2 separate regions of the Homo sapiens genome follow, and region 2 is linked to region 1. A link is an interaction called in ENCODE POLR2A ChIA-PET data of the cell type or tissue named here. Cell type or tissue: B cell. All regions are shown on one strand. Links, peaks and the distances in the headings refer to the core of each region. The heading gives the core; the rest is flanking DNA. Region 1 overlaps LONP1 (lon peptidase 1, mitochondrial). Region 2 overlaps LOC124904620 (a long non-coding RNA gene).

Region 1 (8,324 bases), core at 136-8,135:
GGATCCACTTCCTATCCCCCAATGGTATCTTAGATGCCGCTTCCTCCAGGAAGGCCTCCTGGTTGCCCCATGGGCTGGCCCCATACACAGACCCAGGGCCTGTAGGGTGGCTGACTGGTTACGTGGCTGCTGCCCTCAGCACATGAGGAAGGGGACTGGGTCAGGGGCTCCAGGGTCACCCACAGCCCCACACAATTCTTGCCACAGTTCTGAGCTCTAATGGCATGGGGGAGGGCATCTGTGAGACGGACAGAGCCATGCAAGCCACTCTACATCTGCCACTGATACTGGGGGGCACTCCTGATGCCCTGAGGGGTCCCCATGCCCCCCAGTCCTGTCCCCAGGAACTACAGGCCCGTCCCTTGGAGAAGTCAGGCTGGGAACTGGGCCCAGCAGTGGGCATTGAAGCCCCCAGGGGACACGAGGATGCTGGGAGGGCCTCAAGGGCAGGGACCAGTGCCCACCACTGGCTGTCAAAGGGCTCCTAGGGGAGAAATGCACTCAGCACCTTTGCAGAAAAAAAAACACATGAGAAATATGGGCCCCTGCATGCTCCTCACTGAAACCACTTCTCCTCCAAGCCTCATTCTGGGTGGGAGCCACAGGCCCCACTGCTTCCGGCTGCCAGAAACCTTCCCTACACTCTGGGCCAGGTGGGGGCCCCACCATGGGGCAGCCTGGAGGCCCCGGGAGACAGAGTGTGTGGCCTGACGGTGGTGGGCGGTGTTTTGGACAGTCCCAGGCCCTAAACCCTGCGCCCACTCGCGCCACCTGCAGCTGCTCGCAAGCGTCTGGTGTGTCTCTCACGGCCCCATCTGCTCCTCGGCCGCAGGTCCCACCTGTCTCTCCCGGGCCCAGGAGCTCCCAGAGGCACGGCCTCTGCAGGCTCTGGGGGGCGCCCCCTGCTCTGGGAAGGGGACAGCAGTGGGGAGGGGCTGGGCTTACCTCCGCAATGGCCAGCTTCTCCTGGGCCACGTAGCCCGACACGTTGATCATCTCCATACGGTCTCGCAGCGGCTCGGGGATGGTGTCCGTGACGTTGGCCGTGCAGATGAACAGCACCTGGGGGCGGCGGCAAGGTGCTGGGGGACTGGCCGCTTACCCTCCCCAGCAAGCCCAGGCCCCAGACAGGCCCCCCACCTTGGACAAGTCCACGGGCACGTCCAGGTAGTGGTCCAGGAAGTTGGCATTCTGCTCTGGGTCCAGCAGCTCCAGCAGTGCCGACGACGGGTCCCCCTGGTAGCCTCGGCCGATCTTGTCCACCTGGGGCAGCAGACAGCAGGTGGTGCCCCTCGCCGTGCCCCTGGCCAGCCCGCCCAGTGGGGAGACCCCAGGGTCAGGGCTGGGGAGACCCCGAGTGAGAGCGGCACCCACACCCTGCCTTGGACGGGCAGCCTGCTGGGCGTGGCTGTGGGTGGGAGGGACCCGTCCGTGCCATCAGGGCCAGCATCACGGCGATGGCCCCTGAGTTGGCTCGGGGATCCTAGGACCCGGAAGGCTCGGCTTCATCTTGCACACGGCATTGCCGGGTTAGGGGGTCTCCGGGCCTCTCCGCACGCACCTCGTCGATGAGGATCAGGGGGTTCTCCGTCTTGGTCTTCTTCAAACACTGGATGATCTTCCCGGGCATGGCGCCCACGTAGGTCCGCCTGTGGGTGCACAGCGGGGTCAGAGGTCACTTGGTAGCCTGGCTCGGCCACAACGACACCATGCACCCTCCAGGGCCACAGGGGAGAGGCCACCTGGAGCCCCACAAGATGTGGCCATGATGTGGGAGGCGGAAATGCTGGCAGCCGCCGGATGTGTGGCACCTGCAGGCACGCTGGTCACTTGCCCTGACTCGCCAGCTCAGATTCTGGGGTCACTGATTCAAAGCCAGATCTCCCTCAGTCCCATCCCTCAGCTGACACCATGGTGAAAGCCAGACAGGCGCTGGCAGCAGAAGGCCCCCACTCCTCACTGAGGGACGCCAGGCACGCCTCAGCCCTCAAGGGCTGGGGTGATACTAGCCATGGCCAGCACTGGCTCTCAGGAGGGCTTCCTGCAAGCTCTGTGCTCTGCCCCAGCACAGGGGCCCGGCCCGCGACAGGGACAGAAGAATCCCAGGCCCCACGAGAGACAGTGAGGAAGGCTCTGTCTGTGGGATGAAGACACAGGGAGGCAGGGATGGAGGGACTGAGATGCCACTGGGATGTGTGTGACACTTTAAGTGTGCAGGGGGGTAAGGAGTGTCTTAGGGAGAGGCCCCGAGCAACGCACGTGAGGAGAGAGCCACGTGAGGGTCTGAGAGATGTGTTCCAGGCCCAGGACACAGCCCGTGCAAAGGCCCTGAAACAGGACCACGCCTGGTGTGTTAGAAGAACAGTGAGGAGGCCATGAGGCTGAGGCAGAGGGAGGAGGGGGGGAGAGAAGAGGGAGGAGAGGGGGAAGAGGGAGGAGATGGAGAGGGAAGGGGGTAGAGGGAGGGGGAGGAAGAAGAGAGGGAGAGAGAGGAGGGGGTGGGGCAGGTCATGCGGGGTCCTGTGGGCTGCAGTGAGAACTTGGGCTTTGACCGAGGAACGTGGGAGCCCTGGAGAGCTGGGGGCAAAGGAGGGTTTTGCTGCTGTTAATAACAACGATCCATCGCCCCGCAGCCAGTCTCCTGTCCTTGTCCTTGTCTCAGGAACCCAGAGACGTCAGCAGACGCCTGCCCTCCCCGCAGCCCCGCTACCTGGTGACTCCCTCCCAAGGCCAGAGGTGACCCAGGCTTGTTCAGAACCCCGCCAGGGTCTCTCCTCCGGCCCGCACCTCCAGCCATCCCTGAACCAGGCTCCAAGAGGCTTCGCGACCACTTCAAACCGCTTGCCCAGGAAGGACTGGGTGCCCCCCACCCCCACCCCTCCACCTTCACCCAGCTGCTCCTTCCTGCTCAGACCCCAGCCCAACCAAGGGCCTGCAGAACAGGTCCCCTGTCCTCCCCCTCACACCCCCCACCCCCTAGTCAATCTGGGACTCCCCAAAGCTGCACTGGCCCCACCTCCTCCAGCTCCTCCCAACTCCCGGCTGGTCAGAGTGGCCGCCCCCTGGGGACTGGACACTGCGCGGGCCAGCATGCTGTCACCCTTGCAGCGGGCGGGCAGATGCTAGGAAGGCCTGAGCCGGGAGGTCGGGAGCTGGGGATGTTTTTAGAGAAGGCAGAAATGTTCACTTTAAACCTGGACTCAAGTGAATGCCTTGCAGGATGGAAACACGTGGTGGACTCAGCAGATGCCTCACACTCGGCTCTCACTGAGGCTACGGTTTCCAAAGAACCGCTGTCTACAGAGGCTGGCGAGGAGGGAAGCCCCAGAAAAGCCGCGCCCGGCTGCCCACCCAAAGGGTCAGGTGGGAGGGCGCTGAACTCTGAGGGCCGTGGCCCCTGCTTCTGGGCCTGAGGCTGGCCGGGACGAGTGAGCCCACAGAGGCGCCAAGGTTTCTCTGGTGTGCGCGGCCCGGTCCTCACTGGAGACCGTCTCTCCTGACTCCAGCCCACAGGCTTCGGGGTGGGGGGTGGAGCCGACCCCACCCCTAGTCCTGGGGCATCAGCCACAGCCCACATAGACCAGCATCTGCACGGCAAACGCCGGCCCTGCAGCTCTGGCCCGGGCATTGCAGGTCCTATGCTGGAACTACCGGGGGTGTCTGCTGAGGGCCGGCCCGAGAAGTCTCTCTCCCAGGGGTCAAGCCATGGAGGTTCCTGCCAGCGCTGTTTGAGCACCTGGAATCAGCTGGGCCTGAAGTCCGCCACATGGCTGGACTTTTCAGTTACTCCAGCATGAGTGGAATCGGTTGCCCACAACCCGGATTGCTCTACCAGATGTTAAAGGGTGACCGGAGAAGACGAAGCCCGGCAGCACAGCTGAGGGGAGTGCGTGGGGAGAGCTGTCAGGCCAGGCCTACCTGTGGCCCTTGATCTCAGCCACGTCAGTCATGCCCCCGACGCTGAAGCGGAAGTACTCTCGGTTCAGGGCGCGGGCGATGGAGCGAGCAATGCTGGTCTTACCCACGCCAGGGGGGCCATAGAAGCAGAGGATCTTGCCCTGGGTGGAGCCGCGGAGCTGGCTAACGGCAATGAACTCCTGCAGACAGAGGCAGGTTCAGTGGGCACGTGAGCTGGGGAAGCCGGGGACCCGCGCATGACTCTCGCCACCTGCACACTGCCTTTCAGACGTCTGAGGGCTGCGAGAAGGGACCAGGATTGTCCGGGAGGCTGAGCACATCAGAGCTGCCACTGGCCACGGGGAGGGGCAGCCTGTGACAAGGGCTCCATTTAACAATTTAACACCAAAGGACAACTAGGTGCTAGGAGACCGCGGCCACCCGGCAGTGCCAGGCCCGTTCAGCAGTTCCCGGGACCCTGAAGACCGCAAATGCTCCACTCTCTCCGGTCCAACCCAGAGAAGCAGTCCACCAATGCCTCTGGCTCCTGTTTTTTTTTTTTTTTTTTTTGAGATGGAGTCTTGCTCTGTGGCCCAGGCTAGAGTGTACTGGTGCGATCTCATCTCACTGCAACCTCAGCCTCCTGGGTTCAAGCAATTCTCCTGCCTCAGCCTCCTGAGTAGCTGGGATTACAGGTGTGAGTCACCATGCCTGGCTACTTTTTTTGTATTTTTAGTAGAGGCGAGGTTTCACCATGTTGGTCAGGCTGGTCTCGAACTCCTGACCTTGTGATCCACCCGCCTCGGCCTCCCCAAGTGCTGGGATTACAGGTGTGAGCCACCATGCCCAGGCTCTGACTCCTGTTTTTTAACCTTTGACTCCCACCTGCCTGCCTGGTTTCCAATGTCTCAGGAGTGATATTTTAAAAATTAATTTAAAATTAATTAATTTTCAGACAAGGTCTCGCTCTGTCACCCAGGCTGGAGTGTAGTGGTGCATCACAGCTCACTGCAGCCTCCACCTCCCGGGCTCAAGCAGTCCTCCCACCTCAGCCTCCCAAGTAGCTGGGACTGCAGACACGCAACATCACACCAGGCTAATTAAAAAAAATTTTTTTTCCTTTTTGAGACGGAGTTTCACTCTTGTTGCCCAGGCTGGAGTGCAATGGCACGATCTGGGCTCACTGCAACCTCTGGCTCCTGGGTTCAAGCGATTCTCCTGCCTCAGCCTCCCAAGTAGCTGGGATTACAGGCATGCGCCACCACGCCTAACTAATTTTGTATTTTTAGTATAGATGGGGTTTCTCCATGTTGGTCAGGCTGGTCTTCAACTCCCGACCTCAGGTGATCTGCATGCCTCAGCCTCCCAAAGTGCTGGGATTACAGGCATGAGCCACAGCGCCCAGCCGCAATTTTAAAATTTTTTGTAGAGATGGGGGTCTCACTCTGTCACCCAACCTGATGTGCAGTGGCATGATCACAGCTCACCACAGCCTCAACTTCCTGGGCTCAAGTGATCCTCCCGCCTCAGCCTCCTGAGTAACTGGGACTACAAGCAGCCCCACCATGCCCGGCCCGTCAGGCATGACTTCAGTCCACCTGGGAAATCCTCGAGCCCTCGGGGGCAGGGCAGGATGCTACCTCCGCCGGGATCCCCCCGACCAGCACCCCCAGGCCTACGAATTCACCAGGGGGCTCCTTTGAAATCTCAACCCACAGCACACAAGAGTCCTGGGCCCGGGCACCCACATGCAAATCCACAACAGGCCAGACACTGGGCTCACCAGGATGCGTTTCTTGACGTCCTCCATGCCGTAGTGGTCTTCCTCCAGCACTGCCTGTGCCCGCGCCAGGTCCAGGTTCTCGTTGCTGTACTTGCCCCAAGGGATGGACGTGAGCCAGTCTAGGTAGTTGCGGGTGACACTGCCAGGGGACAGATGGAGAGATGCTGAGTGGAGCTCACGAGCTGCCTGTCTCTCTGCTGGACTTGGCTGGGTGGTTGCAAGGGGCTTGAAACCCATGTGTGGGGCTGAGCGCGGTGGCTCACGCCTGTAATCCCAGCTCTTTGGGAGGCCCAGGTGGGAGGATCACTTGAGCCCAGGAGTTCAAGACCAGCCTGAGCAACTCAGCAAGACCCCATCTCTATAAAACAATTTACAGGCCAGGCACAGTGGCTCACGCCTGTAATCCCAGAATTTTGGGAGGCCGAGGCAGGCGGATCACAAGGTCAGGAGATCGAGACCATCCTGGCTAGCACGGTGAAACCCTGTCTCTACTAAAAATACAAAAAATGCTTCTGCCTCTGCCTCTGCCCTCTGCCTCTCCCCTTTCCACGGTCTCCCCTTTCCCTCTTTCCATGGTCTCCCTCTGATGCCGAGCCGAGGCTGGACTGTGTGCTGCCATCTTGGCTCACTGCAACCTCCCTGCCTGGTTCTCCTGCCTGAGCCTGCCGAGTGCCTGCGATTGCAGGCGCGCGCCGCCACGCCTGACTGGTTTTCCTATTTTTTTGGTGGAGACGGGGTTTCACTGTGTTGGCCGGGCTGGTCTCCAGGTCCTAACCGCGAGTGGTCCGCCGGCCTCGGCCTCCCGAGGTGCCGGGATTGCAGACGGAGTCTCGTTCACTCAGTGCTCAATGGTGCCCAGGCTGGAGTGCAGTGGCGTGATCTCGGCTCGCTACAACCTCCACCTCCCAGCCGCCTGCCTTAGCCTCCCAAAGTGCCGAGATTGCAGCCTCTGCCCGGCCGCCACCCTGTCTGGGAAGTGAGGAGCGTCTCTGCCTGGCCGCCCATCGTCTGGGATGTGAGGAGCCCCTCTGCCTGGCTGCCCAGTCTGGAAGGTGAGGAGCGTCTCTGCCCGGCCGCCCATCATCTGAGATGTGGGGAGCGCCTCTGCCCCGCCGCCCTGTCTGGGATATGAGGAGCGCCTCTGCCCGGCCGCGACCCCGTCTGGGAGGGGAAGAGCGTCTCTGCCCGGCAGCCCTGAGAAGTGAGGAGACCCTCTGCCTGGCAACCGACCCGTCTGAGAAGTGAGGAGCGTCTCCGCCCAGCAGCCACCCCGTCCGGGAGGGAGGTGGGGGGGTCAGCCCCCCACCCGGCCAGCCGCCCCGTCCGGGAGGTGAGGGGCGCCTCTGCCCGGCCGCCCCTACTGGGAAGTGAGGAGCCCCTCTGCCCGGCCAGCCGCCCCCTCCGGGAGGGAGGAGTGGGGGTCAGCCCCCCGCCCGGCTAGCCGCCCCGTCTGGGAGGGAGGTTGGGGGGGGGGTCAGCCCCCCACCAGGCCAGCTGCCCCATCCGGGAGGGAGGTGGAGGCGTCAGCCCCCCGCCCAGCCAGCCGCCCCGTCCGGGAGGGAGGTGGGGGGGTCAGCCCCCCGCCCGGCCAGCCGCCCCGTCCGGGAGGTGAGGGGCGCCTCTGCCCGGCCGCCCCTACTGGGAAGTGAGGAGCCCCTCTGCCTGGCCAGCCGCCCCCTCTGGGAGGGAGGAGTGGGGGTCAGCCCCCCGCCCGGCCAGCCGCCCCATCTGGGAGGTGTACCCAACAGCTCATTGAGAACGGGCCATGATGACAATGGCAGTTTTGTGGAATAGAAAAGGGGGAAAGGATTGAGAAATCGGATGGTTGCCGTGTCTGTGTAGAAAGAAGTAGACATGAGAGACTTTTCATTTTGTTCTGTACTAAGAAAAATTCTTCTGCCTTGGGATCCTGTTGATCGGTGACCTTACCCCCAACCCTGTGCTCTCTGAAACATGTGCTGTGTCCACTCAGGGTTAAATGGATTAAGGGCGGTGCAAGATGTGCTTTGTTAAACAGATGCTTGAAGGCAGCATGCTGGTTAAGAGTCATCACCACTCCCTAATCTCAAGTACCCAGGGACACAAACACTGCGGAAGGCCGCAGGGTCCTCTGCCTAGGAAAACCAGAGACCCTTGTTCACTTGTTTATCTGCTGACCCTCCCTCCACTATTGTCCTATGACCCTGCCAAATCCCCCTCTGCGAGAAACACCCAAGAATGATCAATAAAAAAAAAAAAAAAAATTAGCTGGGCGTGGCAGCGGACACCTGTAGTTCCAGCTACTCGGGAGGCTGAGGCAGGAGAATGGCATGAACCCGAGAGGCGGAGCTTGCAGTGAGCCGAGATCGTGCCACTGCACTCCAGCCTGGGCAACAGAGTGAGACTCCATCTCAAAAAAAAAAAAAAAAAAAAATTTACAAACTGCCCTGTCCAAAGCACCCAGTGCAGGAAGGAGGAGATGGCCGGAGGTCCACTGCTGACTCATCAGGAGAGCCAAGACGGCACTGGCTTCTGCCCAGGGCTGAGTGAGCAGAACCACAGAGGGGACGAGGCTTAGAAAATGGGACAAGGCCTGACCCAGGGCAGGTGGGGAAATGGAGGCCAGGTCCCCTGCCGGGAGAGTGACGCTGAAGGTTGGGAGGGC
Region 2 (16,426 bases), core at 3,987-11,986, 920 kb before region 1:
AGCAGCTGGGATTACAGGCACGTGCCACCACACTTAGCTAATTTTTGTATTTTTAGTAGAGATGGGGGTCTCACCATGCTGGCACAGTTGGTCTTGAACTCCTGACCTCAAGTGATCCACCCACCTCGGCTTCCCAAAGTGCTGGGATTACAGACGTGAGCCACCGCGCCCGGCCAGCCTTTATTGATTCTTTTTAAAGCCACACTAACCTTTTATTTTCCCCCAAAGACCCCTGGGAGCCCTCAGTTTTTCCTGGCAGTTTCATCTTTGTACCCCTGACCTCCCCACACACACGCCTAGCTCAGTGCTGGCATCCAATATTCACTTTGGGTATAAATGCTTGTGCCTGAGCCTATCACCTTCATCACACAGAAAATCCTGGAGGCCACACACCCCTGTAAAGACGAGCCATTACCCACAGAGGTCCAACCAACTTACCACCCTCTCCCAGCCACCCCCAAGGACCCAGCTTGCAGCTGCCTGCTCAATGGCTTTAGAAACTAAAAAAGGTGAATGAGTTTCCATCACTGCCCTCCTGGGCTTTGCCGTTATGGCTGGTTAACTTGACAGAAGAACACATTATACTTCATTTTTTGCTGTTGTCTTGTTGGAAAAAAAAGTGACAGCTGGGTGCAGTGGTGCACACTGTAGTCACAGCTACTCAGGAGAATTGCTTGAGCACAGGAATTGGAGGCTACACTGAGCAATGATCGCCTCACTGCACTCCAGCCTGAACGACAGAGCAAGACCCTCTTAAAAAATACGTGAGAGAGGGTGCGTATGATGGCTCATGCCTGTAATCCCAGCAGTTTGGGAGGCCAAGACAGGTGGATTGCTTGAACTCAGGAGTTCAGGACTAACCTCGCCAACATGGTGAAATCCTGTCTCTACCAAAAATACAAAAAAAAAAAAAAAAATGTCGAACATGGTGTCACGAGCCTGTAGTCCCAGCTTCTCAGAAGGCTGAGGTGAGAGGATTGCCTGAGCTTGGGAGGCGGAGGTTGCAGTGAGCTGAGATCGCACCACTGCACTCCAGCCTGGGTGACAGAGCGAGACCCCATCTCAAACAAAACAAAACAAAACAAAACAAAAAAAACGGGCATGATGGCTCACACCTGTAATCCCAGAACACTTTGGGAGGCCAAGGCAGGCAGATCACTAGGTCAGGAGATCGAGACCATCCTGGCTAACATGGTGAAACCCCATCTCTACTAAAAATACAAAAAAAATTAGCTGGCCATGGTGGCGTGAGCCTGTAGTCCCAGCTACTCGGGAGGCTGAAGCAGGAGAATTGCTTGAACCCGGGAGGCGGAGGTTGCAGTGAGCTGAGATCGTGCCACTGCACTCCAGCCTGGGTGATAGAGCGAGACTCTGTCTCAGGAAAAAAAAAAAAAAGTGTGAGAGAGACCCCCTTCTCCCCTGGCCATGAGCAATTAAATTATGATTTTAATCACCCAGAGTTAAGTGTCAGAATCCACAGGTTAGCCAGGTGCAATGTCTCATGTCCTGTCATCCCAGCTACCCGGGAGGCTGAGGTGGGAGGATGGCTTGAGGCCAGGAGTTTCATACCAGTTTGAGTCTTACTATGTTGTGGGCAACATAGTAAGACTCCCCTCTCTTAAAAAAGAAAGAGGAGGCTGGGCGCAATGGCTCATGCCTGTAATCCCAGCACTTTGGGAGGCCAAGACGGGTGGATCACCTGAAGTCAGGAGTTTGAGACCAGCCTGGCCAACACAGTGAAACCTGAATCTATTAAAAATACAAAAATTAGCCGAGCGTGGTGGCACACGCCTGTAATCCCAGCTACTTGAGAGGCTGAGCTGGGAGGATTTCTTTAACCAGGAAGGCAGAGGTTGCAATGAGCCAAGATTGTGCCACTGCACCCTGGCCTGAGCAACAGTGAGTCCGTTTCAAAAAAAAAAAAAACAAAAGCAGTCACTCCTCATTCTTCTTCCCACACTCCAGCCCCTGGCAACCATTTATCTGATTTCTATCTCTCTGGATTGGCCTGTTCTGGACATGCCATAGAAATGGGATCACACACTGTGTGGCTTTTTGTGTCTGGCTTCTCCCACCTGAGCCTGACGTCCTCAAGGTTCTTGTAGCCTGTGTCAGAGCCTCATTCCTTTTCATGGCTGAGTCATATTCCATTGCATGGATATACCACATTTTCCTTATCCAGACGCTGTTTTGATGGCTTTAGACACATGATCTCCTGCGAGGTTGGTGGTCTTATTGCACCCTATTTTGCAGGAGAGGAAACTGAGGCCCAGGGAGGTCAAGCAAGTTGCTCGAGGTTGCACAGCTGCTGGTGGCATAGCCAGGACTTCAATCCAGGCAGTATCATCTAGGGTCTGCAAGTTGAACCCCTACCTTCTACCCCTCTAACAGTTTAGTATTCAGAGACTATGTAGCAATTATTATCATTTTTTAAAAAATGGAGTCTCACTCTGTGGCCCAGGTTGGAGTGCAGTGGTGTAATCTCAGCCCACTGCAACTTCTGCCTCCTGGGTTCAAGTGATTATCCTGCCTCAGCCTCCCGAGTAGCTGGGATTACAAGCACCCATCACCATGCTCTGCTAATTTTTGTATTTTTAGTAGAGACGGGGTTTCACCATGTTGACCAGGCTGGTCTTAAACTTCTAACCTCAAGTGATCTGCCTGCCTCGGCCTCCCAAGGTTCTGGGATTATGGGCGTGAGCCACCGTGCCCAGCCCAATCCAGGCAGTTTGATCCAGTCTGCAAGTTGAACCCCTACCATCCACCCCTCTAACAGTTTGGTATTCAGAGACAATGTGGCAATTGTAATGTATCTCTATCATTTTCCCAGGGAAGGATGCCAAGACACAGACAGGAGTTTGTGGCGGTCACCCAGTGAATCATCCCCAGCTAGGGCTGGAACTGAAGCCTCAGGCTTGGGGAGGGGTCAGTTCAGAAACCTTGAGGGTCTTCTCTGACGCCTGCTTGGCTCCCTTGTGTATGTTTTGGAGAATTTTTTTGTAGGGAGGCAAGTGAGGGAGGAGGGCAGAACTTAAATGCTGCAACATTCAAGGGCTCAAACGGTGGTTGCCTCCCACTAGGGAGGGCAGGGGGCCGCCAGAGAGAGCCTTGATTATGTCCTGCACCTTAATGGGTCCTTCCTAAGAGAGTGGCTTTGGTTTCCATGACAACAAGCCGGCAGCATCAGAGCAAGATAGTGGAGTCTCCTCCCCCGACCCACATCTGGTTCTGGAATCTCTACCCCTCTATCCCAGTCATTCCAAATCGCAGGAATCCAGCTGTGGCTCAGCCCAAGACCAGAGGGGGCAGCCACGCAGTGGACAGCGCTCCTTCTCTGTGGCCTAGCAGGCAGGAGGACCCCTGGCCCTGCCCCACGCTGGTAAGGAAGAGATGAATGGACAGAAATAGCGTATGCCGGGCCTGGCACAGTGGGTTACGCCTGTGATCCCGCACTTTGGAAGGCCGAGGCAGGCAGAACACTCGAGGCCAAGAGTTCAAGATCAGTCTGGCCAACATAGTGAAACCCCGTCTCTACTAAAAATACAAAAACTAGCCAGGTATGATGGCAGGCGCCTGTTAATCCCAGCTACTCGGGAGGCTGAGGCAGGAGAATCGCTTGAACCCAGGAGGCAGAGGTTGCAGTGAGCTGAGATCGTGCTACTGTACTCAAGCCTGGGCAATAAGAGCAAAACTCCGTCTTGAAAAAAAAAAAAAAAAAGCTACAGCCAGGAAGGGAGCAGTGGCTCATGCCTGTAATCCCAGCACTTTGGGAAGCCAAGGAGGGATGATTGCTTGAGGCCAGGAGTTCAAGATCAGCCTGGGCGACATGGCAAGACCATGCCTCACCAATAAGTAAATAAATAAAAAATTAGTTGGGTGTGGTGGCACGTGCCTATTGTCCCAGCTACTTGGGAGGCTGAGGAAGGAGGACTGTTTGAGCCCAGGAGGAGGAGGCTGCAGTGAGCCATGATTGTGCCACTGCACTCCAGCCTGGGCGACAGAACAAGCCCCTGTCTCAAAATAACAGCAAGAAAACAAACAAAACAAAACAAGACAAAAAAACTCTACAGCTAACAGTACACTTAATGGTACAAGACTGAATGCTTTCCCCCTAGAATGGGACTAAGACAGAGACGTCCAGCTCTGTAGCCCAGGCTGGAGTGCAGGGGTGTGATCTCAGCTTACTGCAACCTCCACCTCCTGGGTTCAAGCAATTATTGTGCCCCAGCCTCCCATGTAGCTGGAATTACAGGTGTGCACCACCACGCCTGGCTAATTTTTTGGGGGTAATTTTAGTAGAGACAAGGTTTCAACATGTTGGTCAGGCTGGTCTCAAACTCCTGGCCTCAAGTGATCTGCCCACCTCAGTTTCCCGAAGTGCTAGGATTACAGATGTGAGCTACCATGCCCAGCCGACTCTCATCATTCCTTCCTTCCTTCCTTCCTTCCTTCCTTCCTTCTTTCCTTTCTTCCTTCCTTCTTTCCTTCTTTCCCTTTCTTTCTTTCTTTCTCTTTCTCTTCCTTCCTTCTTTCTCTCTTCCTTCTTTCTTTCTCTCTTTCCTTCCTTCCTTCTTTCTTTCTTTCTTTTCTTTCTTTCTTCCTTCCTTCCTTCCTTCCTTTCTTCCTTCCTTCTTTTTTCTTTTCTTTTTTTTTGACAAAATCTCACTCTGTCGCCCAGACTGGAGTGCAGTGGCACCATCTCGGCTCACTGAAACCTCCGCCTCCCGGATTCAAGTGATTCTCATGCCTCAGCCTCCCTAGTAGCTGGGATCACAGGTGCCCACCACCATGCCTGGCTAATTTTTGTATTTTGGTAGAGATGGGGTTTTACCATGTTGGCCAAGCTAGTCTCAAACTCCTGACCTCAGGTGATCCACCTGCCTCGGCCTCCCAAAGTGCTGGGATTATAGGCGTGAGCGACCACATCCAGCTGCCACTTCTATTCAATATTGTATTGGAGGTTCTAGCCAGTGCATAAGAAAAAAAAAAAGGCATCCACATTGCAAAGAAGTAAAACTGTGTTTATTCACGGGTGCCATGGTTGTCTATGTAGAAAATATTACAGAATCTACAAAAGATTGCAGGCTCCAAGAACAATATAAAACATTAATTATATTTCTATATACTAGTAACAATCTTTCAGAAATTGAAATTAGGCCAGGCATGGTGGCTCATGCCTGTAATCTCAGCACTTTGGGAGGCCAAGGCAGGCAGATCACAAGGTCAGGAGATCAAGCCCATCCTGGCTAACACGGTGAAACCCTGTCTCTACTAAAAATACAAAAAATTAGCCAAGTGTGGTGGCGGGCGCCTGTAGTCCCAGCTACTCAGGAGGCTGAGGGAGGAGAATGGCTTGAACCGGGGAAGCAGAGGTTGCAGTGAGCTGAGATGGTGCCACTGCACTCCAGCCTGGGTGACAGGCAAGACTTCGTTTCAAAAAAAAAAAAAGAAAAAAGAAAGAAAATTACAGAAAATTGTAGACATAAAAGTTTCTCTTTTACTTGTTATGAGGAAGCAGACATCCTGGGCAACATAGTGAGACCCCGTCTCTACAAAAAATAAACAATTAGCCAGGCATGGTGATGCACCTGTAATCCCAGCTACTTAGGAGGCTGAGGTAGAAGGAAAGATTGCTTGGCCCTGGGAGGTCAAGGCTGCAGTGATCTATGATTGTACCACTGCACTCCATCCAGCCTGGGCAACAGAGTGAGATCTTGTCTCAAAAATAAATAAATAAATAAATAAATAAATAAGAGAGAGAAAAAGCAGGTATGCCTGCTACTCCATAACATTTCTGTTAGAAGGCTAGATGAGGGTTGTCTCTTAAGGTCCTTAATGAAAAAGAAAAAAGACAGGTTCTTTTTTTTTTTTTTTTGAGATGGAGTCTTGCTCTGTTGCCCAGGCTGGAGTGCAGTGGTGCAATCTCGGCTCACTGCAAGCTCTGCCTCCCGGGTTCACGCCATTCTCCTGCCTCAGCCTCCCGAGCAGCTGGGACTACAGGCGCCCACCACCACGCCTGGTTAATTTTTTGTATTTTTAGTAGAGATGGGGTTTCACTGTGTTAGCCAGGATAGTCTTGATCTCCTGACCTCATGATCCACCTGCCTCGGCCTCCCAAAGTGCTGGGATTACAGGCATGAGCCGCCACATCCGGCCAAAAGACAGGGTCTTGCTATGTTGCCCAGGCTGGTCTGTAACTCCTGGGCTCAAGTGATCCTCCCATCTTGTCCACCAAAATTGCTGGGATTTCAGGTGTGAGCTACTGTGACCTGCAAGGGACCTCATCTTTGATGGAGAATTTCCCTAAAATGCTCCTTTTCTTAAATAGGGTCTCACTCTGTAGCTTGGGCTGGAGTCAGTGGCATGATCATGGCTCACTGCAGCCTTGACTTCCTGGGCTCAAGAGATCCTGCTGCCTCAGCCTCCCAAGTAGCTAACTATAGGCACACACCACCATGCCAAGCTAATTTTTTTATTTTTTGTAGAAATGAAGTATCACTGTGTTGCCCAGGCTGGTCTCAAACTCCTAGGCTCCAGTGATCCTTCTGCCTTGGCCTCCCAAAGTGTTGGGATTACAGGCATGAGCCACCACCCCCAGCCAAAATGCTGTCTGATGAGCAAGGGATGTCAATACAATACGGAATGTACCATACCTGCCAGGTTGTCCATCCTCTGCATTTTTGGTGCTGTCTCTTCCTTCCACCTGTGTGATGGTCTTAAAACATCCACAGCCGGGCACGGTGGCTGCTGGGCGCGGTGGCTCACGCCTGTAATCCCAGCACTTTGGGAGGCCGAGGTGGGCGGATCACGAGGTCAGGAGATCAAGACCATCCTGGCTAACACGGTGAAACCCCGTCTCTACTAAAAATACAAAAAATTAGTCGGGCGTGGTGCCGGGCGCCTGTAGTCCCAGCTACTTAGGAGGCTGAGGCAAGAGAATGGCGTGAACCTGGGAGGTGGAGCTTGCAGTTAGCCAAGATCACGCCACTGCACTCCAGCCTGAGCGACAGAGCAAGACTTTGTCTCAAAAACAACAACATCAACAAAAAAAAAAAAAATCCACAAACATCTAACTCTGTTTTCTTGTGAAGATCCAATTCTCTCCCCTTGAAAGTGGGCTAGACTTGGCAAATACGATGTGGCAGAAGTGACACTATGACTTCTGAGGCTGCGTGATAAGAGGTGATACGATACAGCTTATGCCTGGTTCTCTCTCTGGATGCTTGCTCCTGGGACCCAGCAGCCATCTTGTGAGGAAGCTCAAGCTACATGGAGGTGTTCCTGCCGGCAGTCCCAGTTGAGGTCCTTCAAGATGACTCCAACCCCAGCCTCCTTCTGACTTGAACCACATACGAACTGCCCCCAGTGAGAACTGTCTAGCAGAGTCCACTCTCAGAACCATGACAAGTAATAATAATAGGTTGTTGTTTATGTCAGTAACCTTGAGGTCGTTTGTTAAGTCAATTTAGGTATCTAGAGCAATCTGGACCATTTGTTTCTTCCAAAGTTCTACCTAAAAAAAAATCCCTGTCCAGGCCAGACATGGTGGCTCACGCCTGTAATGCCAGCACTTTAGGAGGCTGAGGTGGGCGGATCATAAGGTCAGGAGATTGAGACCATCCTGGCTAACGCGGTGAAACCCCATCTCTACTAAAAATACAAAAAATTACCTGGGCGTGATGGCGGGCGCCTGTAGTCCCAGCTACTCAGGAGGCTGAGGCAGGAGAATGGCGTGAACCTGGGAGGCGGAGATTGCAGTGAGCCAAGATTGAGCCACTGCACTCCAACCTGGGTGACAGAGCAAGGCTCTGTCTCAAAAAAAAAAAAAAATCCCTGTCCATACTTGAAGACCTAGCCTCGCACATGAAGTATCTCCCAGGTTCCTCCTTCCCTCCCCAGCCAGATACAATCCATTCATTCTCAGGCTCCTGCATCCCCAACCACACAGTCTAACTTGAGTTATTCTCCTCCCATCAGATTCTGGGCTCTTGAGAACAACATCTGCTTGTTTACTGCTATATAACCAGGATCCAGCACACAGCCCAGCACATAGCAGGTGCTAAGAATATAAATAAATGTGGCTGAATGTTTAAATGAATGAAGAAATGAAACAAAGATACATACTAATGCCTTCAGGCTGTGCTACATTATATAAATCTATCTAGTCCCTTCAGGGAGTGGGAGACACACTGAGACTGTTTCTTAGAAACTAAACCATGGCATATTTTCCCAATGAACAGACAATTCCCCGGAGAGGAAACAGACATCGTAAACAAACTCTTGGGGAACTGTGTGATTTGGTTAGTAATTATAGACAGGCAAATTAAAGCTACCAGCTAGCACGTGGCACAATCCCAGTTACTATTACTGCACCACAGATGACCCCAAAATGTTCAGGCTTAAAACAATCATCATGGCTGGGCGGAGTGGCTCACGCCTGTAATCCCAGCACTTTGGGAGGCCGAGGTGGGTGGATTGCTTGAGCTCAGGAGTTTGAGACCAGCCTGGGCAACATAGTGAAACACCGTCTCTACACAAAAATACAAAAATTAGCTGGACATGGTGGCACAGGCCTGTAGTCCCAGGTACTTGGAAGGCTGAGGTGGGAGGATTGCTTGAACCCAGGAGGCAGAGGTTGCACTGAGCTGAGATCATGCCACTGCACTCCAGCCTGGACAACAGAGACAGACCCTTTTTTTTTTTTTTTAATCATTTTCTTATATCTTATGGATTCTGTAGGTCAGGAGCTTGGGGCAGGGCTCCACTGGGAAGGTAGCCATTTGCCCAAGCCAAGGAGAGAGGCCTCAAGATAAATCAATCTTTCCCATATCTTTCTTGTTTTTAAGTCAGGGTCTTGCTCTGTCACCCAGGCTGGAGTGCAGTGGTGCGATCATAGCTCACTGCAGCCTCCATCTCCTGGGGTCAAGATCCTCCCACCTCAGCGTCTCAAGGAGCTGGGACCACAGGTGTACATCACTGTACCTGGCTAACTTTTTAAATTTTTTCATAGAGACGGGGTCTCGCTGCATTGCCCACACTAGTCTTGACCTCCTGGATTCAAGCAATCCCTCATGTCAGCCTCTCAAGTAGCTGGGACTACAGGCGTGCCCTACCATACTCAGCTCATTCTGCCCATATCTTGATCTTGAACTTCTAGGCTCCAGAAATGTGGAAAAATAACTTTCTGTTGTTTAAGCCACTCAACCTGTGACATTTAGCTATGACAGTCCAAGCAGACTAATACACTTACTCCTCTTCTCGTCTCTTTCCTTTTCTTTTCTTTTCTTTTTTGAGACGGAGTCTCGCTCTGTCACCCAGGCTGAAGTGCAGTGGCATGATCTCGGCTCACTGCAACCTCTGCCTCCCAGGTTCAAGCAATTCTCCTGCCTCAGCCTCCTGAGTAGCTGGAACTACAGGCGTGCACCACCACACCCAGCTAATTTTTGTATTTTGAGTAGAGACGGGGTTTCACTGTGTTGGCCAGGATGGTCTTGATCTCTTGATCTTGTGATCTGCCCGCCTCAGCCTCCCAAAGTGCTGGGATTACAGGCATGAGCCACCGAGCCCAGACTTGTTTGTTTTTTTTTTTTTTGAGATGGAGTCTCATTCTGTTGCCCAGGCTGGAGTGCAGTGGCAAGATCTCGGCTCACTGCAACCTCCACCTCCCAGGTTCAAATGATTCTCCTGCCTCAGCCTCCTGAGTACCTGGAATTACAGGCATGTGCCACCATGCACAGCTTATTTTTGTATTTTTAGTAGAGATGGGGTTTCACCATGTTGGCCAGGCTGGTCTCGAACTCCTGACCTCAGGTGATCTGCCCGCCTCAGCCTCCCAAAGTGCTGGGATTACAGGGGCGAGCTACCGCACCCAGCCGAGACCAGTGTTCTAAGTGAAGTAACTAGTAATGAAAAACCAAATACTGTGTATTCTCACATAAGTGGGAGCTAAGCTATGGGTTTGCAAAGGCATACAGAGTGAAATAATAGGTGGGACACAGTGACTCACACCTGGAATCCCAGCACTTTGGGAGGAGAAGGAGGGAGGACCATTTGAGCTCAGGAGTTTGAGACCGGCCTGGGCAGTATAGCAAGACCCCACAAGCATCTAAAAAAAATTAGCTGGGTGTTGTGGTACATGCCTCTAGACCCAGCTACTCAGGAGGCTCAGGCGGGAGGGTCACTTGAGCTCAGGAGTTCAAGCCTGCAGTGAGCTATGATTGCACCACTGCACTGCAGCCTGGACAACAGAGCAAGACCTTATCTCAAAAAATAAAAATTTAAATTAAAAAAATGGTATAATGGACAGTGGAGACTCAGAAGCGGGGAGGGAGTGGAGAGTGAGGGATAAAAAGCTACATACTGGGGCCAGACGCTGTGGTTCACACTTGTAATCCCAGCACTTTGGGAGGCCGAGGCAGGTGGATCACCTGAGGTCAGGAGTTTGAGACCAGCCTGGCCAACATGGTGAAATCCTGTCTCTACTAAAAATACAAAAATTAGCCAGGCATGGTGGCAGGCGCCTGTAATCCCAGCTACTTGGGAGGCTGAGGCAGGAGAATCACTTGACCCCAGCAGCTGGGGGTTGCAGTGAGCCGAGATCTTGCCACGGCCCTCCAGCCTGGGCAACAGAGCAAGACTCTGTCTTAAGAAAAAAAAAAAAGAAAGAAAAGAAAAGAAAAGAAAAGAAAAAAGCAAAACGAGAAAACTACGCATTGGGTACAATGTACTCTACCTGAGTGACGGCTGCGCTAAAATCCCAGGCTTCACCACTACCAATCATCCATGTAACCAAAAACAACTTGTACCCCAAAAGCTATTGAAATTAAAAAAATTTTTTTTTGTTTTTTTGTTTTGAGACGGAGTCTCGCTCCGTTGCCCAGGCTGGAGTGCAGTGGCACAGTCTCGGCTCACTGCAAGCTCCGCCTCCCGGGTTCATGACATTCTCCTGCCTCAGCCTCCGGAGCAGCCGGGACTACAGGCGCCCGCCACCGCGCCCGGCTATTTCTTTTTTTGTATTTTTAGTAGAGATGAAGTTTCACCGTGTTAGCCAGGATGGTCTCGATCTCCTGACCTCGTGATCCGCCCGCCTCGGCCTGCCAAAGTGCTGCGATTACAGGCGTGAGCCACCGCGCGCAGCCTTAAATGTTTTTTTAAGGGTCCGTTTTGTTTTATTTTGCTCCCTGGTCTAGCTCAGCTCCGGAATCGGTGCAGACACGCAATATCCTCTCAGTAGATATTTATGGAATAAATAAATCTGTCTCATCTTTGGCATTGCTATGATGGGGTCTATTTTGTCTTTTTCTCTATTTATCCCCATGTTTAAAATATTTTTTTATTAGAAAAAAAAACGGAAGTCACCTTAGGATGAAAGCGCCTCCCCTCCCAACCCCCCAGTGGGGTTTGGCATGTCTCTCGCTGTCCCCATCACCTCCCTGGCCCGTGCAGGTGGCCTGGCCGTGGTTCTGCACGGGCCGCCGCGTTTAGGCGGCACTGCAGCTAATGACACCCCGCAGCGTGTGCCTGGCTGGCCGCCCGAGATGTGCCTGCGCATGGCATGGGGACGTTTGCAAGCCTGGATCCTGGCGCGGGGGCAGGTAGCGGGAGAACAGGCACGCAGATGGCAGAGGGGCTGGGGCGGGGACGCTCGCCTGGCGTGGGCCACAGTCACGACCCAATCGTAGCCCCCACTGTGTCTCTTCATAGTTGCATCCTTGGAAACCGGCGGGGCTGCAGGAAAAAAATTAAAAATCAGATGAAAGAAAATAAAGCAGTGGAGACCTCCAGAAGGTGCCCGCCCCACAGAATAGTAGTCAGAGTGGTGCTGTGGTTACAATGTGCTTCCTGGGGTGATGACTTTATTCATTCCACAGATATTTATTATTATTATTATTATTATTATTATTATTGTTATTATTTGAAATGGAGTTTTGCTCCTGTTGCCCAGACTGGAGTGCAATGGCGCGATCTCGGCCCACCACAACCTCTCCCTCCCGGGTTCAAGCGATTCTTGTGCCTCAGCCTCCCGAGTAGCTGGGATTACAGGCATGCGCTGTCACGCCTGGTTAATTTTTGTATTTTTAGTAGAGACGAGGTTTCTCCATGTTGGTCAGGCTGGTCTCGAACTCCTGACCTCAGGTGATCCGCCCATTTCAGCCTCCCAAATTGCTGGGATTACAGACGTGAGCCACCGCGCCCAGCTTCCACGGATATTTATTGAGCACCTACTCTGTTCTAGAAACAGGAATGCAGCAGTGAACACGACAGAGAAGAGTCCCTGAACAAACATTCTAAATTTGTTAATTATACAGCAGGGTAGGTTGGAAAGTGATGTATGCTACGGGGGGAAAAATAGGCTGAAAGGATCGTCGTTCCACCTCGGCCTCCCAAAATAGTGGGATTATAGGTGTGAGCCACAGTGCTCAGTCTTAATTTTCAATATTGGCCATGATTAACAACTGGTAGGAAAAAAAAATCCTGAAAATATAACGATCAGCTCTTGTGAGTCAGTATACACCAACATCTGCACACTCTGGAGGGGTAAATTCTGTTTTGTTTGTTTGTTTTGTTTTGTTTTGTTTTGTTGAGACGGAGTCTCTCTGTCGCCCAGGCTGGAGTTCAGTGGCATGATCTTGGCTCACTGCAACTTCCCAGGGAGTTGGAAGGAGGGAGGAGGTTGGAGGGAGGAGGTTAGAGGGAGGAGGTTGGAGGGAGAGAGGAGGTTGGAGGGAGGAGGTTGGAGGGAGGAGGTTGGAGGGAGGGAGTAGGTTGGAGGGAGGGAGGAGGTTGGAGGGAGGGAGGAGGTTGGAGGGAGGAGGTTGGAGGGAGGAGGTTGGAGGGAGGGAGGAGGTTGGAGGGAGGGACGAGGTTGGAGGGAGGGAGGAGGTTGGAGGGAGGAGGTTGGAGGGAGGGAGGAGATTGGAGGCAGGAGGTTGGAGGGAGGAGCTTGGAGGGAGGGAGGAGGTTGGAGGGAGGAGGTTGGAGGCAGGAGGTTTGCTGATTTTTAGCATTTGCCCATTTCCTGTGGTGTAAATATTCAAGCCAAGAATGATTTCCAGCTACCACCAAGGAGCCATAGAACAGGGTATGGGGGCTGGGCGCGGTGGCTCACACCTGTAATCCCAGCACTTCGGGAGGCTGAGGCGGGTGGATCACAAGGTCAAGAGATAAAGACCATCCTGGCCAACATGATGAAATCCCACGTCTACTAAAAATACAAAAATTAACTGGGCGTGGTGGTGTGCGCCTGTAGTCCCAGTTACTTGAGAGGCTGAGGCAGGAGAATCATTTGAACCCGGGAGGCGGAGGTTGCAGTGAGCCGAGATCACATCCCCGCACTCCAGCCTGGTAACACAGCAAGACCCCGTCTCAAAGAACAAACAAATAAAAAAGAACAGGATAGTCGGAAGGAACGTGCAGGGGGACCCCAGCACACAGTATCCCGGTACCACTGGGCAGGTGCAGTGGACTTGAATAACCCAGGAAACATAGAACATAGTGGGACATAGTAACAAAAATAGTGAATTTGTGAGCATTTGTTATTTGTTATCTTTGTTTTTGTTGTTGTTGTTGTGTTTTGGGAGTTTTTTTGTTTTGTTTTGTTTTTTTGAGACGGAGTCTCGCTCTGTCGCCCAGGCTGGAGTGCAGTGGCGCCATCTCGGCTCACCACAACCTCCGCCTCCCTGGTTCCAGCCATTCTCCTGCCTCAGCCTCCCGAGTAGCTGGGAATGCAGGCGCCCGCCACCATGCCCAGCTAATTTTTCTATTTTTAGTAGAGACGAGGTTTCACCATGTTGGCAAGGTGGGTCTTGAACTCCTGACCTCAGGTTATCTGCCTGCCTCGGGCTCCCAAAGTGCTGGGATTGCAGGATTGAGCCACCACACTTGGCCTAAAAAACACTTTTTTTATTTTTTATTTTTATTTATTATTATTATTTTTGAGACAGAGTCTCGCTCTGTCACCCAGGCTGGTGTGCAGTGGCACGATCTCAGCTCACCGCAACCTCTGTCTCCCAGGTTCAAGCAATTCTCCTGCCTCAGCCTCCTGAGTAGTTGGGATTACAGGCGCCTACCACCACGCCTGGCTAATTTTTATAGTTTTAGTAGAGACTGCATTTCACCGTGTTGGCCAGGCTGGCCTCAAACTCCTGACCTCAGGGGATCCTCCTGCCTCAGCCTCCCAAAGTGCTGGGATTACAGACGTGAGCCATCGCACCTGGCCACAAAGCACTTTTAGACATGTTTTCTCTCTCACGCTCCTATGTTCTCATTTTACAGATGAGAAAGCTATGTTCAGGGAGCTTGGGCCACTGTCCAAAGCCATGCAGCTGTTTGGCCGTGGACTTGGTTGTTGAATCCAGGAATTCAGCTTTTAGAATTAACCTCTTGTCTGTGTTGAGAGGCAAATGGTTCGTAAAGTATTTTCACTCAAAACGCTTAGCCTCCCTACGGTGCCAAATACTATAACAGGCAAAAAGAGTGTCCCGGGGGTTGACCAAGGTCCATCTGGCTGGAGCTTCTCATGCCCCTAAATGGTCTTATGGCCAGTCCCAGGTGCACTGTGGAAGTCTCAAAAGTAGACATTTAACATGCAACTTTAAGCTGCTGTCCTGTTATTGGACCACAGTCCCTCTAATTTTTTAAAATAAATCCTGTAATTGCTTCGTGGAAAGAACAATTATATTGCAAGACACTGCCATCTGTGGAAGGACATTAAAATACAATGAAGTGGCCAGGCATGGTGGCTCACGCCTGTAATCCCAGCACTTTGGGAGGCCGAGGTGGGTGGATCACTTAAGGCCAGGAGTTCGAGACCAGCCTCGCCAACACGGTGAAACCCCATTTCTACTAAAAACACAAAAATTAGCTGGGTGTAGTGGCGCGCGCTTGTAGTCCCAGCTACCTGGGAAGCTGAGGCAGGAGAATCACTTGAACCTGGGACGTGGAGGTTGCAGCGAGACAAGATCACACCACTGAACTCCGGCCCAGGCGACAAGAGTGAAACTCCATCTCCCCCCCGCCAAAAAAAAAAAAAAAAAACTTCAGGGTATGTGTGTGTATATTTCAAATGGTTGAACTGTTCATTAAAAACATTTCAAATATGCCATGAAATCCTATTTGGAGGCATTTCTTCATGTTGTACCACACATGAGAAAGCATCAAAAAACAATTGGTGGCCAGGTGAGGTGGCTCACGCCTGTCATCCCAGCACTTTGGGAGGCCGAGGCGGGCGGATCATGAGGTCAGGAGTTCGAGACCAGCCTGACCAACATGGAGAAACCCCGTCTCTACTAAAAATACAACATTAGCCTGGCATGGTAGCACATGCCTGTAATCCCAGCTACTTGGGAGGCTGAGGCAGGAGAATTGCTTGAACCCGGGAGGTGGAGGTTGTGGTGAGCCAAGATCGTACCATTGCATTCCAGCCTGGACAATGAGAGTGAAACTCCGTCTCAAAAAAAAAAAAAAAGAAAAGAAAAAAAGAAAAAGAAAACAACAACAACAAAAAAAGAATACTTACACTCGTAGGCATTACCCAAGAGAAATGAAAACATATTTCCACACAAAGACCTGTACGCAGAAGTTTATAGCAGCTTTATTTGTAATCATCTAAAACTGGAAAGAACCATCACGTAATGGATAAAAGAATGGTGGCTCGTTCTTGCCATGGAATACAGCTCCGTAATAAAAGGCAACGAACTGCTAATACACGTAACAGCATAGATGCATCTTGAATGCATTGTGCTGAATGAAAGCTGCAGACCCCAGAGGCCGCATACTGCATTTTTCCGTTTCTGTGCTGTTAGTATGAAACGCAGAGAACAGATCAGCAGTTACCAGTGGCTGCGGGTGGACAAAGGCGTTGATCAACAGGGCATGAGATAACATTCTTTTTTTTTGAGACGGAGTCTCGCTCTGTCGCCCAGGCTGGAGTGCAGTGGCGCGATCTCGGCTCACTGCAAGCTCTGCCTCCCGTGTTCACGCCATTCTCCTGCCTCAGCCTCCCGAGTAGCTGGGACTACAGGCGCCTGCCACCACGCCCGGCTAATTTTTTGTATTTTTAGTAGAGACGGGGTTTCACCGTGTTAGCCAGGATGGTCTCGATCTCCTGACCTCGTGATCCACCCATCTCGACCTCCCAAAGTGCTGGGATTACAGGCGTGAGACACCGCGCCCGGCCGGCATGAGATAACAATTCTGAATGAAGACGCTGTTGAACATCTTGGTTGTGATACTGGCTACATAGCTGCATGTTTGTCACACCTGTTCTCTTTATTTATTTTTATTTATTTATCTTAGAGACAGGGTCTCCCTCTGTCACCCAGGCTGAAGTACAATGGTGCAATCACGGCTCACTGCAGCCTTGACCTCCTAGGTTCAAGCGATCCTCCCACTTCAGCCTCCCGAGTAGCTGAGACAACAGGTGCAC

What was found. ChIA-PET counts read pairs that join two places held together with the same protein. Peaks named below come from ENCODE experiments on the same cell type or tissue, not always from the same donor. Only the 100,000 strongest peaks of a DNase experiment are listed, where the experiment ranks them.
Region 2: POLR2A ChIA-PET joins it to region 1 with 10 read pairs; 2 of 35 experiments call an interaction of 5 or more read pairs at or near these places.

What each region holds. Positions count from the first base shown.
Region 1 is chr19:5,695,109-5,703,432 of GRCh38, forward strand. LONP1 (lon peptidase 1, mitochondrial) reads right to left here. Exons shown (of 18, transcript NM_004793.4): 9 at 5,681-5,819; 10 at 3,919-4,097; 11 at 1,562-1,649; 12 at 1,141-1,263; 13 at 946-1,062. Among named protein-coding and RNA genes, the nearest start is that of RPL36, 9.0 kb to the left of the region's middle. RefSeq lists enhancers at 548-597, 3,863-3,962. In B cell, for the core only: no CTCF peak of the experiment used is centred there; DNase peaks (open chromatin) are centred at 750, 1,333, 2,183 and 4,053.
Region 2 is chr19:4,773,801-4,790,226 of GRCh38, forward strand. LOC124904620 (a long non-coding RNA gene) reads right to left here. Exons shown (of 2, transcript XR_007067103.1): 2 at 11,265-11,727. Among named protein-coding and RNA genes, the nearest start is that of FEM1A, 9.7 kb to the right of the region's middle. RefSeq lists a silencer at 7,144-7,344. In B cell, for the core only: no CTCF peak of the experiment used is centred there; no DNase peak of the experiment used is centred there; H3K27me3 peaks cover 1,435 bases.